Regions from separate parts of the Homo sapiens genome. Here region 1 is linked to region 2. Evidence: read pairs that join two places in POLR2A ChIA-PET (ENCODE). Cell type or tissue: OCI-LY7. All regions are shown on one strand. Links, peaks and the distances in the headings refer to the core of each region. The heading gives the core; the rest is flanking DNA. Region 1 overlaps CSTPP1 (centriolar satellite-associated tubulin polyglutamylase complex regulator 1). Region 2 holds the start of LOC124902670 (a long non-coding RNA gene).

Evidence for each region. ChIA-PET counts read pairs that join two places held together with the same protein. Peaks named below come from ENCODE experiments on the same cell type or tissue, not always from the same donor. Only the 100,000 strongest peaks of a DNase experiment are listed, where the experiment ranks them.
Region 1: POLR2A ChIA-PET joins it to region 2 with 11 read pairs; 6 of 35 experiments call an interaction of 5 or more read pairs at or near these places.

Annotation. Positions count from the first base shown.
Region 1 is chr11:47,077,481-47,085,825 of GRCh38, forward strand. The region is part of intron 3 of CSTPP1 (centriolar satellite-associated tubulin polyglutamylase complex regulator 1); the gene reads left to right. Among named protein-coding and RNA genes, the nearest start is that of ARFGAP2, 95 kb to the right of the region's middle. In OCI-LY7, for the core only: no CTCF peak of the experiment used is centred there; no DNase peak of the experiment used is centred there.
Region 2 is chr11:46,998,851-47,007,195 of GRCh38, forward strand. The region is part of intron 2 of CSTPP1 (centriolar satellite-associated tubulin polyglutamylase complex regulator 1); the gene reads left to right. LOC124902670 (a long non-coding RNA gene) reads left to right here and starts at 126. Exons shown (of 2, transcript XR_007062665.1): 1 at 126-8,345. RefSeq lists a silencer at 5,950-6,029. In OCI-LY7, for the core only: no CTCF peak of the experiment used is centred there; DNase peaks (open chromatin) are centred at 571, 3,041, 4,611, 5,911 and 2 weaker places; H3K4me3 peaks cover 6,353 bases; H3K27ac peaks cover 8,000 bases.

The sequences.
Region 1 (8,345 bases), core at 107-8,106, 79 kb after region 2:
TGAGCCACTACACCCAGCCGAGGATAAAGATTTTTAGATGGGCAGGGTTTCATAAACTTTAACTTTTATGCAGCCTTTCTCATGAAACTACTGAAGAGTATGTTTTATCAAAAAGTGAGAATAAGTTTAGGAAGATGAAATTATGAGATCTAGCATCAAGGGGTGCAACACAGGAGAGAAAGAAAGAGAATTCTTAGAATGATAATGGAAGGTAGTTGCAGGACAACAGTTTGTGCAAGACAGCTAGAAAGCAATTCAGATTGAAGTAGCAGGACAGAAGGCTCTAGGAGGAATTTCTGCAGGAAAATTAAATAATAGAATTGATTATCTGTTGTGTAAAAAAATTGTCCAACCTTCAGTTGGAGAATTAGGGTTTAATACTTCAGTTGAAGAAGCACTGATTAATACTTAAAAACCCCCACAAACCGAGAAAGAAATAATCATTCTAAGAAAAACAAAAGGTTGTATAAGAAAGAAAATATAATAATATACCTTGTGTTTTTGCTGTGCATAATATTTACATAGTCATAAATGAGTAAATACTGAATATTGGTAAGCCAAAATTAGTATCATGAAAAGATGGACAGATGGGAAGTATATGTGTGTGGTGAAAAAGATAATTTGTCATCTTCAACTGAAAGTTAAAAGATGTCTAACATTTAAAAATCAAGAAATAGCAGTATAAACATATTATTTAAAGAAGCAAAGCAAAAAACAGAGGACTCAGTGAGTTTTGTTAAGTATGACAGGTTAGAAGAATTACTACAGTAGTTTGGTTGGGGTGAAATGAGTTATAACTTCCAAGAGAACCATTTTAGTTGAGTGACGGAAGCAACGTTGAAGGAGTTACTGAGTGAATGAATGGGTAGTAAGAAAGAGGAGGTAATGAGCATAGCATACTCCTCTGAGAAATCTGGCTTTGAAAACAAAGGGAGGAGAAAGCGGTGTTAGTGAGTTGAGTCTATGAAAGATTTTTTAGATTAAGACACCACTTAGACATGTGTGCATAGACAGCAAGGAGTTAATGGAGAAGGTAAGGTCAACGATGCAAGCGTAAAGGGGATAGTTGGTGGAGCAAGGTCCCAGAAACTGAGATAACATGGACTCAAGAGCATAGATGGAAAGATTAATTGTAGGAAGAGAAGGGAAAGATTTCTTTCTCTGAAAGAAGGAAGGAAGAGGTGCAGATAAGTGAAAATGCAGAGAAATATTAAGGTATAAAGGAAGGAAATTGAGGGACTTAAAAAGGTGGCTTCAGTCTTCTCAAGAAAATAAGAGGTTCTCTGCTGAGAGTTTGGATTTGGGGCATAGGATTAGCTTGGAAATTTGAGAATGGAAAATATCTGAAGGCATGTGATGCCAAGTTAAAAGGAGATGACTAAAATGATTATCCAGTAGCCACGAGTGTCCAGTTGAGGTTAGATAGCAGAAATTTGTAATAAAGCCAATCAATATGGTTTCTGGACTTCCCTCAAGAACGTTCTATCTCCAAAAGTTGTATTAATCATCATCTTGGCTAGGATGGCGTTTCCTTGGAGTGTCTTAAGAGACATTCCAGGGTTCAAAAACTTTAGAAAATGCTTGCTCAAGGAGAGTCAGTGCTCAAGAATACCAGAGAGAAGGTTTTCTTGTGGGACACTTCAATCTAGGTCATTCGGAGGTCTTGTGGGGGATCATGAGCAACGAAAAAGAAATATACTTGAGAGACTTAAATGACACAAAACAGTTTGATATCAAAAAGATCTGTAGCTGCATGGACATCTGGACACAAATCTGAGGGTGAGAGCGTGTTGGAGAACACCTGGATTCAGATAAAAGAAGAGCAGAAGAGAAGTGACATCATTGTGGGATTAGAATATAGACTACCTAGCCAGATGGAAGAAATAGATAAAGCATTTCTGATGCAGATCGCAAAACTGGCCTGAGTCAAGAGAGCTTGGTGATAGGGATTTCAAGCATCAGCACATAAGCTCAAAGTCAAGTTCAGCCAAAAGCTGCATACTTGATTAATTCTTTTTTTCCTGTTTGTTTATGTTTTTCTGATCAAAGAAAAACTTGCTCATTGTAGAAATGTAGTAGTACAGGAAAGTGTAATGAAGTAGAAAAATAATCACTCATAAATCCACTCACCATTAAAATACTTGCTAATTATTTCTAGTATTTTTATGCATTGTTGTCTTTGCATAGTAGAGATTATGCTGAATATACATTTGTCTAAACTGTTTTTTAACATAAAAGACTTTTCTCATATATATTTCTTATATATCTCATATATTTTCATATATATCTGAAATTCTTTTTATATGTTCATCTTTCAGAAGGAAGAAATACGGCCGGGCGCGGTGGCTCACGCCTGTAATCCCAGCACTTTGGGAGGCGGAGGCGAGTGGATCACTTGAGGTCAGGAGTTCGAGACCAGCCTGACCAACACGGTGATACCCCGTCTCTATTAAAAATACAAAAAAATTTAGCCGGGCATGGTTGCACACACCTGTAATCCCAGCTACTTGGGAGGGTGAGGCAGGAGAATCACGTGAACCCGGAGGCAAAGGTTGCAGTGAGCCAAGGTCATGCCATTGTACTGCAGCCTGGGAAACATGAGTAAAACTCCATCTCAAAAACAAACAAACAAAAAAAAGGAAGAAATATGAGATAGGAGTCCAAGATATATATAATTATAAAAATAATTTCAGGGCCGGGCGCGGTGGCTCACGCCTGTAATCCCAACACTTGGGGAGGCCGAGGCAGGCGGATCATGAGGTCAGGAGATCGAGACCATCCTGGCTAACATGGTGAAACCCTGTCTCTACTAAAAATACAAAAAATTAGCCAGGGGTGGTGGCACGCGCCTATAGTCCCAGCTGCTCAGGAGGCTGAGGTAGGAGAATTGCTTGAACCCGGGAGATGGAGGTTGCAGTGAGCCAAGATCGTGCCACTGCACTCCAGCCTGGGTGACAGAGTGAAACTCCGTCTCAAAAAATAATAATTTCACTATTTACTCTTTGCTAACATTATTTCCATTTTTCTGAAAATAACCAGTCAATGCTACTGTATTAGGCAGGAAAAAGAAATAAGAGGCATAAAAATTTTAAAAGAGAAGGAAAAATTACATGATTGCAGGTGATATGATTACTTAGCTGGAAAGCCCAAGGTAATCAAATTGAAATCTATTATAAACATTATGCTTCAGCAAGGTAGATGGACAAAATATACTAAAATCAATAATTTATTTTAAAAAATAATAAGGGCCAGGTGCAGTGGCTCACACCTGCAATCCTAGCACGTTGGGAGGCCGAGGCAGGCAGATTGCTTGAGCCTAGGAGTTCGAGACCAGCCTGGGAAACATGGTGAAACTCTGTCTCTACAAAAAATACAAAAATTGGCCAGGCATAGTGGTGTGTGCCTGTAGTGCTAGCTACTGGGAAGGCTGAGATGGGAGGATCACTTGAGCCTGGGAGTTTAAGGATGCAGTGAGCCAAGATCAGACCACTGCACTCCAGCCTGGGCAATAGAGCAAGACCCCATCTCAAAAAAAAAAAAAAAAGATTACATACCTAGGAAGAAATGTAACAAGAATATGAAGAGAGCTTTAAAACACTACTGGAAACAAAAAAAAGACTTGGACATATGGAAAGGCATGGTATGTTCTTAGGAAGATTTAAAATCATAAACCTGTCAGTGCTCCTTAATTTAATCTATAAGTTAACATGATCTCCCTAAAAAAAACCAATAGGACTTTTTGCTTATTTGCTTATTTTTTTGAGAGAAATGATTGTAAAGCTCATACAGAAAAAATATGTAGACTAAAATAACCAGAAATATCCCGAGAAAGAAAAGAAATAATGAGATACCAGCCTCGTTAATATCTATAATAGATATTAAAATCTGTTATAAAGCTATAATAATTCCACTATAATTGCTAACAATAAACACTGTGTGCCAGGCACTGTTCTAAGCTCTTTAAATATAACAATTCATTTAATTCTCATAAAAGCCCGTTGAGATTAACCTACTCAAACTCACACTGCCAATAAGTGGCAGAGCTCAGATTTGAACTCAGGTGCTAGCTCCAGAACATGTACTCTCTCCATCACCACACTCTTCATCACCAGCACATTTGTTATTGACATATTAATAGACAGGCAATCAATGGACCAGAATCAGAAGCTTAGAAATTGACTCAAATATAGAAATAAAATTAATCTACATTGGGGAGAGCATTTAAATTAATGAGCACAACTGGTAGCCATGTTAAGAATATGATATTGGATTCTTTCCTCACATCTTATATGCAAACAAATTCTAGATGGATCAAAAATTTCAATATAGGCCAGCTACAGTGGCTCATACCTGTAATCCCAGCACTTTGGGAGGCCGAGGTGGGAGGATTGCTTGAACCCAGGAGTTCAAGACTAGCCTGGGCAATGTAAAGAAATCTGTCTCTACAAAAAAACCTTTTTTTTTTTTTTTTTTACAGCAGGGTGTGGTGGCGCACGCTTATATTAGGTTGGTGCAAAGGTAATTGCGGCTTTTGCCATTCGTAGCAATAGTCTCAGCTACTCGAAAGGCTGAGGTGAGGGGATCACTTGAGCCCAGGAGTTGGAGGCTTCAGTGAGCCATGATCACACCACTGCACTCCCGCCTGGGAGACGGAGTGAGACCCTGTCTCAAAAAAAAAAAAAAAAAATACAAAAAACAAAAACACAAACATGAAGAAACCACAGAAAGATGTTCTTACAATCTCACAGAAGGGAAGATGTTTCTAAGAGAGCTGATAAAAAAAAACCTGGAAGCCATAAAAGAAAAGATTGATATATTTTGTTGCAGAAAGAGGAAAAATATTTGCTTGCCAACAAATACTGTAAACAATAACAAAAGATTAACAACAAACAGAAAGTATTTGCAACTTATATCACAGATGAAGGGCTAATTTCCTTATATACAGAGTTCCTAAAAATCAATAATAAAAATACCAAAAACTCAGTAGAAGATTGAAGGATGAAAATGAACAGAGTTTATAGTAAAGGATTGTATAAGTGGTTCTTTAAAAATTATTTTTAATAACTAGATTGAGATATAATTTATATACCATACAATTCACCTATTTAAAGTGTACAATTCAGTCGTTTTTAGAATATTCAGTTGTAAAACCATCACCAAAATCAGTTTTAGAATATTTTCATCAAGCCCCCTCTGCCAAGAAAAATACCCCGTACACATTAGCAGTAACTCCCCTTTTTCCCCACCCACAAACTCCCAGTCCTAGGCAACCACTAACCTACTTTCTGTCTCTGTGGATATGCCTATTCTGGACATTTCATATAGATTATATATAGATAGAATCATACAATATATGGGCTTCTGTATTTGGTTTCTTTCACTCAATGTTTTCTTTTCTTTGTTTTTATTTAAGTTCTTGGGGTACATGTGCAGGATGTGCAGGTTTGTTACATAGGTAAATGTGTGCCATAGTGGTTTGCTGCACAGATCAACCCATCACTTAGGTATTAAGCCCAGTATGCATTAGCTATTTTTTCTAATGTTCTCCCTCCCCCGACCTCACCCCCCAACAGGCCCCAGTATGTGTTGTTCCCCTCCCTGTGTCCATGTGTTCTCATTGTTCAGCTCCCACTTATAAATGAGAACATGCGGTGTTTGTTTTTCTGTTCCTGCGTTAGTTTGCTGAGGATAATGGCTTCCAGCTCCATCCTTGTCCCTGCAAAGGACATGATCTCATTCCTTTTTATGGCTGCATCACTTACAGTTTTCAAGATTTATCCATGTTGTAACATGTATCAGTACTTTATTCCTTTTTGTGGCCAAATAATATTCCATTGTATGATTATACCACATTTTGTCTATCCATTCATCCATTGATAGACATTGGATTGTTTCCACTTTTTGGCTATCATGAATAATGCTGCTGTGGATGTTTGTATACACACTTTTTTGTGAACATGTTTTCAGTTCTCTTGGATATATACCTAGGAGTGGAATATTGGGTCATATGGTAATTCTGTGTTTGAAAGAACAGCCAAACTGTTTTCCAAAATGCCTGCACTCTGTTACATTCCCAGTAACAGTTTATGAGGGTTACAATTTCTCCACATTCTTGCCAGCATTTGATGTTACGTGTCTTTTTTATTATCGCCAGCCTAGAGGTGTGAAATGGTATCTCACTATCCTTTTGATTTGTATTTTCCTGATGACTAATGATGTCGAACATCTTTTTACATGCATATTAGCCATTTGTGTATCTTTTCTGGAGAAATGTTCATCCACATTGTGGAATGTATCAGCACTTCATTCCTTTTTACTGCTATGTAGTATTCCGTTGTATGAATATAGCACACTTTGCTTTTTGTTTGCTTGTTAATGTACACTTGGGTTATGTACAGTTTTTGCCCATTATGAATAAATCTTCTAGGAACATTTGTCTCCAGGTCTTTTTATGGATGTATGTTTTCATTTATCTTGGGTAAATACCTAAGGGTTGAATTACTGACTGCTTTCTAAAACAGTTGTACCATCTTACATTCCCACCAGCAATGTATGAGAATTCCAGTTTTTACAATTGCTTGTTAACATTTGGTATTGTCAGTCTTTTGCATTTTAGCCATTCTAGTGGTTGTGAAATGAAATCTCATTGTGGTTTTAGTTTGCATTTCCCTGATGACTAATGATGTTGAATACTTTTTACTGCTTGTTGGTCATTTGTATATCTTCCTTTGTGAAGTGTCTCTTCAAATATTTTGCCCAATTTTTAGTGGGTTGTTTGTCTTTTTATTATCCAGTGGTAGGAGTTCTTTACACATTCTGGTTACAAGTTAGATATGTTCATTACAAATATTTTCTCCCTCTGTGGCCTCTTTATTTATTTCCTTAGTGATGTCTTTTATTGAGCAGAAGTTTTAATTTTTTAGCATTTTTTTTCTTTTATGGTTAATGCCTTCTGGGTCCAGTCTAAAAAATCTTTGCCTACCCTAAGGCTGTGACAGTGTTACCCTATATTTCCTTCTAAAAGCAATAGAGGTTTAACTTTTATGTTTAGGCCTATAATTCATCCTGAATTATTTTTTGTTGGTAGTTTAAGATTGAGGGTCAAGGTTTTTCCCCGCTCCCCTCATGGATAGCCAGTTGAGACAGTATGATTTATTGAAAAGACTTTCCTTCTCCTACTTGTTGTGGTTCCTTTGTTAAAAATAAATAAATAAATTGACCATGTATTAATATGTGCATATCTATCTCTGGATTCTCTATTCTGTTCCATTGATCTAAGGTAGTGTATGCCCTTCAACTTTTTCTTTTTCAAGATTGTTTTATTCATTCAAGGCCCTTTGCATTTCCATATAAAATTTAGAATAAACTGGTTCATTTCTACAAAAAAAGCCTGATGAGAATTGGATTGAAATTATTAAGAATCGCCGGGTGCGATGGATTACGCCTGTAATCCCAGCACTTTGGGAGGCCAAGGTGGGCAGATCACCTGAGGTCAGGAGTTTGAGACCAGCCTGACCAACATGCCCCTGACCAACATGGAGAAACCCCATCTCTACTAAAAATACAAAAAAAAATTAGCTGGGCGTGGTGGTGGACACCTGTAATCCCAGCTAGTCGGGAGGCTGAGGCAGAAGAATTGCTTGAACCCGAGAGGCAGAGGTTGCAGTGAGCCAAGATCACGCCACTGCACTCCAGCCTGGCAACAGAGCGAGACTCCATCTCAAACAAACAAACAAACAGTAAGACCCGAAATATTATTTTTGAACCCCAAGCTCACTTTTGTATAGATATACCTACTCTAGAAACAATGACAAAACTAGGAATTGTGACACAATACTAAAGACAATATTAAAAGGCTTTTTTAAAAAGTTACATTGGGAGCAAAAAGAACAAGGAGGCCTAGGTGGGTGGTATCATATTAATGAATGAAAGAAAGAAAATAGAGCATTCACCTCTATTTTGGTTTAGTCTTCTCTGTCAAAGAGGATACTCTTTGGACTGGAAAAGATAAAATAAACACTGGTTCCAGGGAATGCAGTCAAACGTAGTTGAGATTGAAATAGGTCATGCAACTGCTTTAAATGATTTCAAGTTCCTTAATCTTATATTTCAAGATACTGAGGACTAGGCTGGGCGCAGTGGCTCATGCATGAAATCTCAGCACTTTGGGAGGCTGAGGTGGGTGGATCACCTGAGGTCAGGAGTTCGAGACCAGCCTGGCTAACATGACGAAACCCCGTCTCTACTAAAAATACAAAAATTAGCTGGGTGTGGTGGCAGGCACCTGTAATCCCAGGTACTAGGGAGGCTAAGGCTGGAAAATCACTTGAACCCAGGAAGCAGAG
Region 2 (8,345 bases), core at 81-8,080:
TCAGCCTCCCGAGTATCTGGGACTACAGGTGCCCGCCACATGCCCGGCTAATTTTTGTTTTTTGTATTTTTAGTAGAGAGGGGGCTTCACCGTGTTAGCCAGGATGGTCTCGATTTCCTGACCTTGTGATCCGCCTGCCTCGGCCTTCCAAAGTGCTGGGATTACAGGTGTGAGCCACCGCGCCTGGCCTCAGGCTTCAGTTTTGTATTGATTAATAAGAGAAACATAGTGAAGTGGAAAGAGCACTACCCTAGAAGGAAAAAGAGCTGCTTATTCTTCTAAGTCCTCACTCTATAACCCTGGGCAAATTTCTGAAATATGGGCTTCAGTTGCCTCATCTATGAAGTGGGTTTAATAAAGCCTTACATGATAATAATAATAATATAATAATTATATATTATAATATGCAGTTTTTACTAAACTAATACCATGTCTCAGCTACTACAATTCTTTGAGATGGGTACTATTATTATTGTTATCTCTGTTTTATAGAGGAGGAAGTGGATGCTCAGAAAGATTAAAATAGCTTCTTCAAGTTCACAAGCTGTTAAGTGACAGACTCAGGAATCAAGCCTCATCTGCAGTATTATAGAGTCCACTGTTCTCTACTGCCTCCAAGCCACTTTACTGCTTAATGTTGCTAGAGGGCTAACCAGATCATATTTGGAGGTTTCTTCTAGCTATAATTTCTACTATTTTTGAATTCTCCCTTATGAACTATACTTTGCAAGCTTATCACACAGCCTTAGCTGGTGACCTCAGTTTACTGCCATTTAAATGTTTAATATGGCCTTTTGGGGGATGCAACTAGAGCTGACTATAAAGAGCAGGAAGCATGATTTTCAAAAATATGTTAACGGTATCCTTCCATCTTACAGTTTCGAGTTCACATCTTGAGACTTTCATATATTTAGCCGTGGGTGATTTACCTTTAAACAGTGATAAAAGTACTCCTTGAAATTGTATTTGGAAGGCTTCTCTTCTGATTTTCTTCTCTGGGTCTGCTTGCCCTCTCACCTATGCTGTCTGTCACTCCTTGGTTGTTGGTGTTTTCAAACAAGTCCATGACTGTTCCAGCAAATCTGGATAAACTGTAAAACACAAGTGGCTGAACAGTACTTTGTGTATGTCTGCAAGACCATGAGCTCTGTAGATCATATTCCTCTGGACACTCTTGAAAGACGGATACTAAATCCCAGAGGATTTTCTTTTATGTTGTATGTAACCTCTACCTCTGAATGTTGTCCTTCAACCAGTGGAAGGTAAAAGAAATTAATATTTAGAGGTGCTACTCTAAGAATAGGCCAAATGTCAGCACTGGGTCAGGACCTCTGAAGAAATACATCCAAGAAAATGGGCGAGAGTAGCTCTAACTTAGAAACCACAGCAGAGTGTGACCAGATTCTTGTGGTAAAGATAAAATGAGAAATGTGGCTTTTTGAGACATTGGAAAATAATGATGAGAGAAAAACAGGATGAAATCTGAGAATTTGTATCAGAATTGGGAACCATTCTTCACAGGCTAAATTGATAGTTCCAACACTATGGCATCAGGGAGCTTGACTTCCACATACTAATATAGAAAAGAATAATATTCTGTGGTCTTGGTTGGTGGGCCCAGGAGAGCTCGCTTTTATGATCAAGTGTCTTGTTTTCGTTTTTTAAAGGATGATTTTAGTTTTTTGGTGAAGTTTTTATGATGACTGTTTTGGTTGCAAGGGAAAGAAGTACACAGACTACCTTTGGTTTATTTTAAGGATACGTGAGAATATGCAGCATTCATTTGTGAATTATTCATTCACAAATTACTTTTGGGCACCTACTCTGTGCCTGTGTGTACTATGCAATGGGAATAGAGCAGTGAGCAAGACAAATAAGGTACCTATCTTTATGAACCTAGTGTTTTAATGAGGGTAATAATCAATAAACAAGCAAACTGATGGGGATGAGAATAGCTAATAGTTAATAAGCACTGTGTGCTAGGCACTGTTCTAAGCATATAATATCCATTATTTTATTTAATCTTCACAGTTCTATATAAACAGGGTATTAGTATTATCCTCATTTTACTCATAAGGAAATTCAGGCTATAAAAGTAACATTCTCATGGTTACATAGCTGGTAACTGTAACAAGACAAATAACAAGAAAACAGCCAGAGTAAGGTAATATATAGTATGGACAGGGAAGTCCTCTTGGAAGAGATGACGATTGAGAGCTCATCCCATCAGAGAGCCAATAACTTAGCTCAGAGGGTGATGCACCTTTTCTTTGTCCACCTTGATTATCTAAGTAAGCTTCCTGTGTCCAAAAATGATCATTTGATTGATTTTATTTGTTGCTACTGAGAATGGAGTACCCTTACTAGGCAGTGTTCTTAGGACCCCCTCATGGGTAACTGGCCTCCCTCATGCTCTGCTCCTATTTAACCAGTGAAAGTAAATAAAATAATTCATCATCAAAAGTATTTGTGTTCTACACTACATAGTATAAATATGGAGATGGAAATCTTTGTCAGTTTTTAGAAAAGGAGCATTAATAATTTCATTTTGATACATGTTAATCATCAGAATTAATTTTGATTCAAATAAATCCATAAAATATGAACTTCATTAATTCATCCTTGGAGAAAAAAAGAGATTCCAATAGTGCATACCCGTTTTTTTTTTCTTTTTTCTTTTCTTTTACTTTAAGTTCTGGGATACATGTGTAGAACGTGCAGGTTTGTTACATAGGTAATAGTGCATATTCCTAAATAACTTAAAACGTAACTCTAATGAAAACAATCCATGATTATAAAATATGTATCATTTCTTGTTATTTTTTTTTTCAGACAGGTGCTTTAAGCCCTATGAAAAGATGACCCACTTCTTTCCTACATAATCTATAACAATCAGGGCATAAACATTCATTCTAAAGGTGACAGATTTTTTAAGGATCATTCACCATCTAGAGTTTAAATAATGTTGTTTGGGGTTCTTCTTGTGTCCATGGTAACAGAGGAGCAGGTGTGAGGCAACAAGAAGCACATCAGAACAAACCAAGACTTCGCTGATTTCCAGCTTGTAGCTCTGAATGAGAGATGGACTTGAGACTTCTTTGGGCCATTTCTGCTCATGTTTTCTCTACTTATTTACGTTAAATTGAGCCAAAATGTGGTGTGGTAAAGTAATGGTGACTAATCCTATTATAGACTTCTTCAAAAGGGGTAATGCTTCCCCCTTTACCCACCCCCTCCCCTGACTTTTTTCCATAGTTCAGTTCTTAGCTGTTAAACATTGTAACAGAAAATTACCCGTTTCTCATTGTCAGCATCTGGTTTCCCACAGACTCAGATAATTGTCAGGAAGAGATTTGCCTTCAGTTAAAGCAACCCTATCCCCACTGTTACTAGGCCAGGCACCTCTGTTAGACCATCATAGAACCAAATCTATAGAGGATTCTTTCTGGCTCTTTTCTGTATTACTAGAGGTATGCTATAGCAAAAAGACTACAGGGAGCCATGGTGGTGAGTTAAGAGTCAAAATCTGTTTTGAAACTTAAAAATCCAGGGTCATTGAGGATGCAAGAAGTTGCCTGTTTTTGTAGAATCCATCTCACTTCTTCAGTCCCTTTGTATTATGGTTACAGGAAACTATCCAGCAGCACTTGACCTGGTAATGGAGGAAGCTATTTCACAGCCCACTGGTCCCTTGACTCGTTTAGAAGTCAGAGTCAAAGGTTACAGAAGTAATAATTGGGCCCAGATTCTCCCTGTCAGGAAAGACCTTGTTCCCCCCACCCCACCCCCTGCCTTCTACAAGTTAAGAGAAACTTATCTGTTATAAAACCATTCAATAAGAGGAAATGAAGAAACACCATCCTTGGCTGAAGTGTTCTCAAGCCCCAATGATACTATTTCTGTTTTCATGGGAGCTGCTTTTGCAGCTAGCTAGTATAAAATTTAGGTCTGATTTTTTACATTAAAATATCTCCCCTTAGATAAATAACTTGATTTATTTCAATCTATAAATAATATGAAGGATCTTTATTTGGTCCAAGCCCTGATATTCCTTCACACCACCACTCTGATAATTCCCTGAATACTTGTCTGGCAATCAAGTACACTCACACGAGTCTTAATTAACAAGTGTTATGCCATTAGCAATGTAAAGTCAGTCATCAAAAGTTAAGAAACTAGGCCAGATTATAGGCTCACACCTATAATCCCAGCACTTTGGGAAGCCAAGGTGGGAAAATCACTTGAGGCCAGGAGTTTGAGGCCATCCTGGGCAACACAATGAGACCCCTGTCTCTACAAGAAGAATAAGAAGTTTAAAAAGCTTTACTTCACCAGCAACAGAACAATTTAAAATTTTCAGTGCTTTTAATTTCTTCCATAATTTGCTCAGAACTCTAGCAGATCAATCTGTGGTGCCATTGGCACAGGCTTGGCACTGGAGTAGGAAAGAATGACACAATTTGGCACCTTTAACCAGAAGATCTTTAATGAGCTGGCGTGGGGGTGGAGGGGACAGAGAGGAAGGAAGGACAGTTAGGATTTTGGCAGTAACACAAAGGTTCTTCTTCCCTGAGAAAAGTGAAATGAAAGTCAAATGAAGCTTCACTCTGCTTTTAGAATTTGCTAAGATGTTTGTCTGTCTCTCAGCTCCCGGCCCCCTTGCAGGTGCATCATTATAGTCAGTGACTTCTCCAAAAAACAAATTGTCTCTCAGGATCCTTCAGGAGGGGTCATATCTAACCAATTTCTTGTCTGAGGACATAATTGTGATTCCCTTCTTCAACTATCAGATGCAATGCTACCAGCACTGCAGAAACTGTCTTATCAGAAAGTGGCACAAATGTGTACATTTCTTCTAGGTCACAGTTCTAGTATTGCTGAGTTCTGGGGCTGCAACAATAGATAATACTACAATGAGAGATGTTTGGGAAAAGCATTGTTTCCTGGGTGGCCGTAGAAGCAGACTTGAAATCATCCCTTTGTCATTAAATAATATCAACAACAAATGTCTTTGTTGATGTCATTGTATTGTAATTTTCTAGGTCTAGATTATTGCTAGGGATGATAATACCTATCTTCTAGGGTTGTTATGCAAATCACATGAAATTACACATGCAAGATGTCTGGCTATATATAATTCATCTTCATTGTGTGTTGTTCTCCTTAAGCTCCACTTTTCTGGGATTTTTGTATCTCTGTGGATCTGGATAGTCTTCCTTTTCTCTCTCTTTAAATGGCATCAGAGTTGAAGATCTTGAGGACTTTTTAGTCTCTCTTTTGTTTTTTGTTGTTGTTGTTGTTACTGGTTTGTTTTTGTTTTTGTTTTTTTGTTTTTGTTTTTTTTTTTTGAGATAGTGTCTCACTCTGTCACCCAGGCTGGAGTTGTAGCACAAACATGGCTCATTGCAGCCTTAACCTGGGCTCAAGCAATCCTCCTGCCTCAGCTTCCCATGTAGCCATGACCACAGGTGCGTGCCACCATACCCAGCTAACTTTTTTTTTTCTTTTTTATAGAGACGGGTCTCATTTTATTGCTCAAACTGGTCTTGAACTCCTGGGCTCATGTTATGCTCCTGCCTCAGCCTCCCAAAATGCTAGAATTACAGGTGTGCGCCACTGTACCTGGCCTCTCTTACTTTCTATAACACTTCTTTCTTGCCCTGTATTTTGTGTACGTTTTTGGAGACTAAAACATTCAATGATTGCCTGCATGACTCTTAACCACTTCACTCATCATTTAGTTCATTCACAGAATAGCCTAAGAAAGCTTTTCTATCTTTGTTTTCTTTGCATATGCCATTTTCTCACTTCCTGTCTTTACCCCCTTTCCTCTAGATACAGAATTTTAAAACTCAAGGTGTAGTGGGAGACTTGAGTCAGTCAACTCTATCCAACTTGTGTTGTTCCCACTCTTAGCTCTAGCAGTACAGTGATGGGCTCAGGGTAATGAAAAGCAGACTTTCTCTGCTGAGGTCATTGCTCCTCATGCTGGCAGCCTGCTCCAGGAAGCTGTTTATCTATGCTTGCAGAGCCAAGCTCCAGCCTCTGAACAGTTGGAATGTATTGAGAAACCACAGAGCCCAAAGAGAGAACATTACACAGGCAGTTCCAGGCAGGGAGAGTATATTTACACCAGACAAACTGCAGCTTACATGTGTGGGGATAATTGTTCATCTGCACACTCTCATACTTTACCTTCTATGCAATCTATATACCCTCTCAAGAAGGTTTAACCAGGAGAACTTGTACTGCTATGTCCAAATTACCCTGAACATCCCCTAAAATGTCATAAGGAAAAAGAGATACTACAGAAAATTGATGTAAAAACTTTTTAAGATAGTGGTTTTTTTGTTTTTCTGAGTCAAATTTTATGTTTAGAATCTTAGACCATGTAAGCCTGATCACTAAAGCATTCAAAAACACTGTTTCTTGCATGGAAATGTTTTTCTTCATCCCTTTACAAAAATATTAAGTATTGTTATAGAGCTTCAAATGTGCTCTATATTAATAGGAATATAAGATATGGTCACTTCCCTGTAAGATGTAATCTGGTTAAAGAGGTAAAACTCATTGAATAACGAACAATTACAGAGCAATACAAGACCTTATATAATGGCATTAAGTTATATGGCCCAGTACACTGAGAATTGAGAGTAAGGAAAAATAATGGCTATTAGTTAAGTAAAATTAGTTGAGTCTTATAGAGGAGTTTGTCTTAATTTTGGAAAGGAAGGTAGAGTTTGGATAAACAAAACAGAAAGGAGACATATTTTGCAACATGAAAGCACCATAACATAGTGGTTAAGAACATGGACTTTGGAATCAGATAGGTCTATGTTAGAGGGCCTGCCACTTTCTGGTATGAGATCTTGGGCAGATTGCTTACCTCATCTATAAAATAGGGAGACTCATATATAAAATATAAAATTCCATGTTACATAATTGTTGGAATGATTAAATGAGTTAATGAAAGTAAAGTGCTTGGCATTTCACTTAAGATACAATAAGTGTTGAATTAATTAGTAGCTACTGCTACTACTGTTGTTCACTCATTCATTCAATATATATTTATTGAGTGCCTACGTCTTAGCGTTCTAGATACTAGGGATATAGCAGTGAAAAAAACAGACCAGAAATTTCAACTCTTATGGAGCTTCCATTCTGAAATTGTTTTCATTTTACCTTTTTAGAATGTGTGTGAATAATTTTGGACTTACATAAAGTTTAAAAAAATCTATATATGGAGTTCCCACATCCATTTCATACAGCTTCTACTAATGTTAACATTTCCTGTATCCATAATATAACTGCCAAAATCAAGAACTTAACATTAATTCAAAACTATTAACTAATCTATACGTCTTATTTACATTTTCACCTCATTTTTGAAGGGCAGTTTTTTTCCTGAGATAAATTCTAGGTTGGCAGCTGTTTTACCATTCCATTATCTTTTGGTTTCTACTGACTTTGTTGAGAAGTTGCTCTCAGTTTTATTCTTGCTTCTTTGAAAATAATCTTTTTTTAAATCTCTGGATGGTTTTTGGATATTTCTACTTGGTCTTTGGTTTTTGATAGTTTTAGTGTAATGTGTCTAGTTTTGCTTTTCTTTATATTTAAACTATTCGGTGTTCTTAGTGCTTCTTGAACCTATAGCTTGATATCATTTATCAGTCCTGGAAAACTCTCAATAATTAGCTCTTCAAATTTACTTCTGTTCTACTCTCTCTCTGTCTCTGTCTCTTTTTTTTTTTTGAGGCAGGATCTCTGTCTGTCACCCAGGTTGGAGTGCAGTGGTGCAGTCATGGCTCACTGCAGCCTCTACCTCCTGGGCTCAGGCAATCCTCTTGCCTCACTCAGCCTCCCAAGTGGCTGGGACCACAGTTGCACGCCACCACACTCAGCTAATTTTTTTTTTTTTTTTTTTAGAGATAGGGTCTTGCCATCTTGCCCAGACTGGTCTCAAACTCCTGGGCTCAAGTGATCCTCCTGCCTCGCCCTCCCAAAGTGCTGGGATTACAGACATGAGCCAACACGACTGGCCTCTACCCTCTCTTTACTCCTATTGGGATTCTAATTACACAAACATTAGACCTTTTCATAGTATTCTCTGTCTCTTATGCTCTTTTTTGCATTTTCTATCATTTTGTGTGGTTTTTTTTTTTTTTTTTTTTTTGAGACAGAGTCTCACTCTGTCACCCAGGCTGGAGTGCAGTAGCACTATCTTGGCTCACTGCAACCCAGGTTTGCCTCCCAGGTTCAACCCACTCTGCCTTCCTGGTTCAAGTGATTCTTCTGCCTCAGCCTCCTGAGTAGCTGGGATTACAGGCGCCCACCACCGTGGCTGG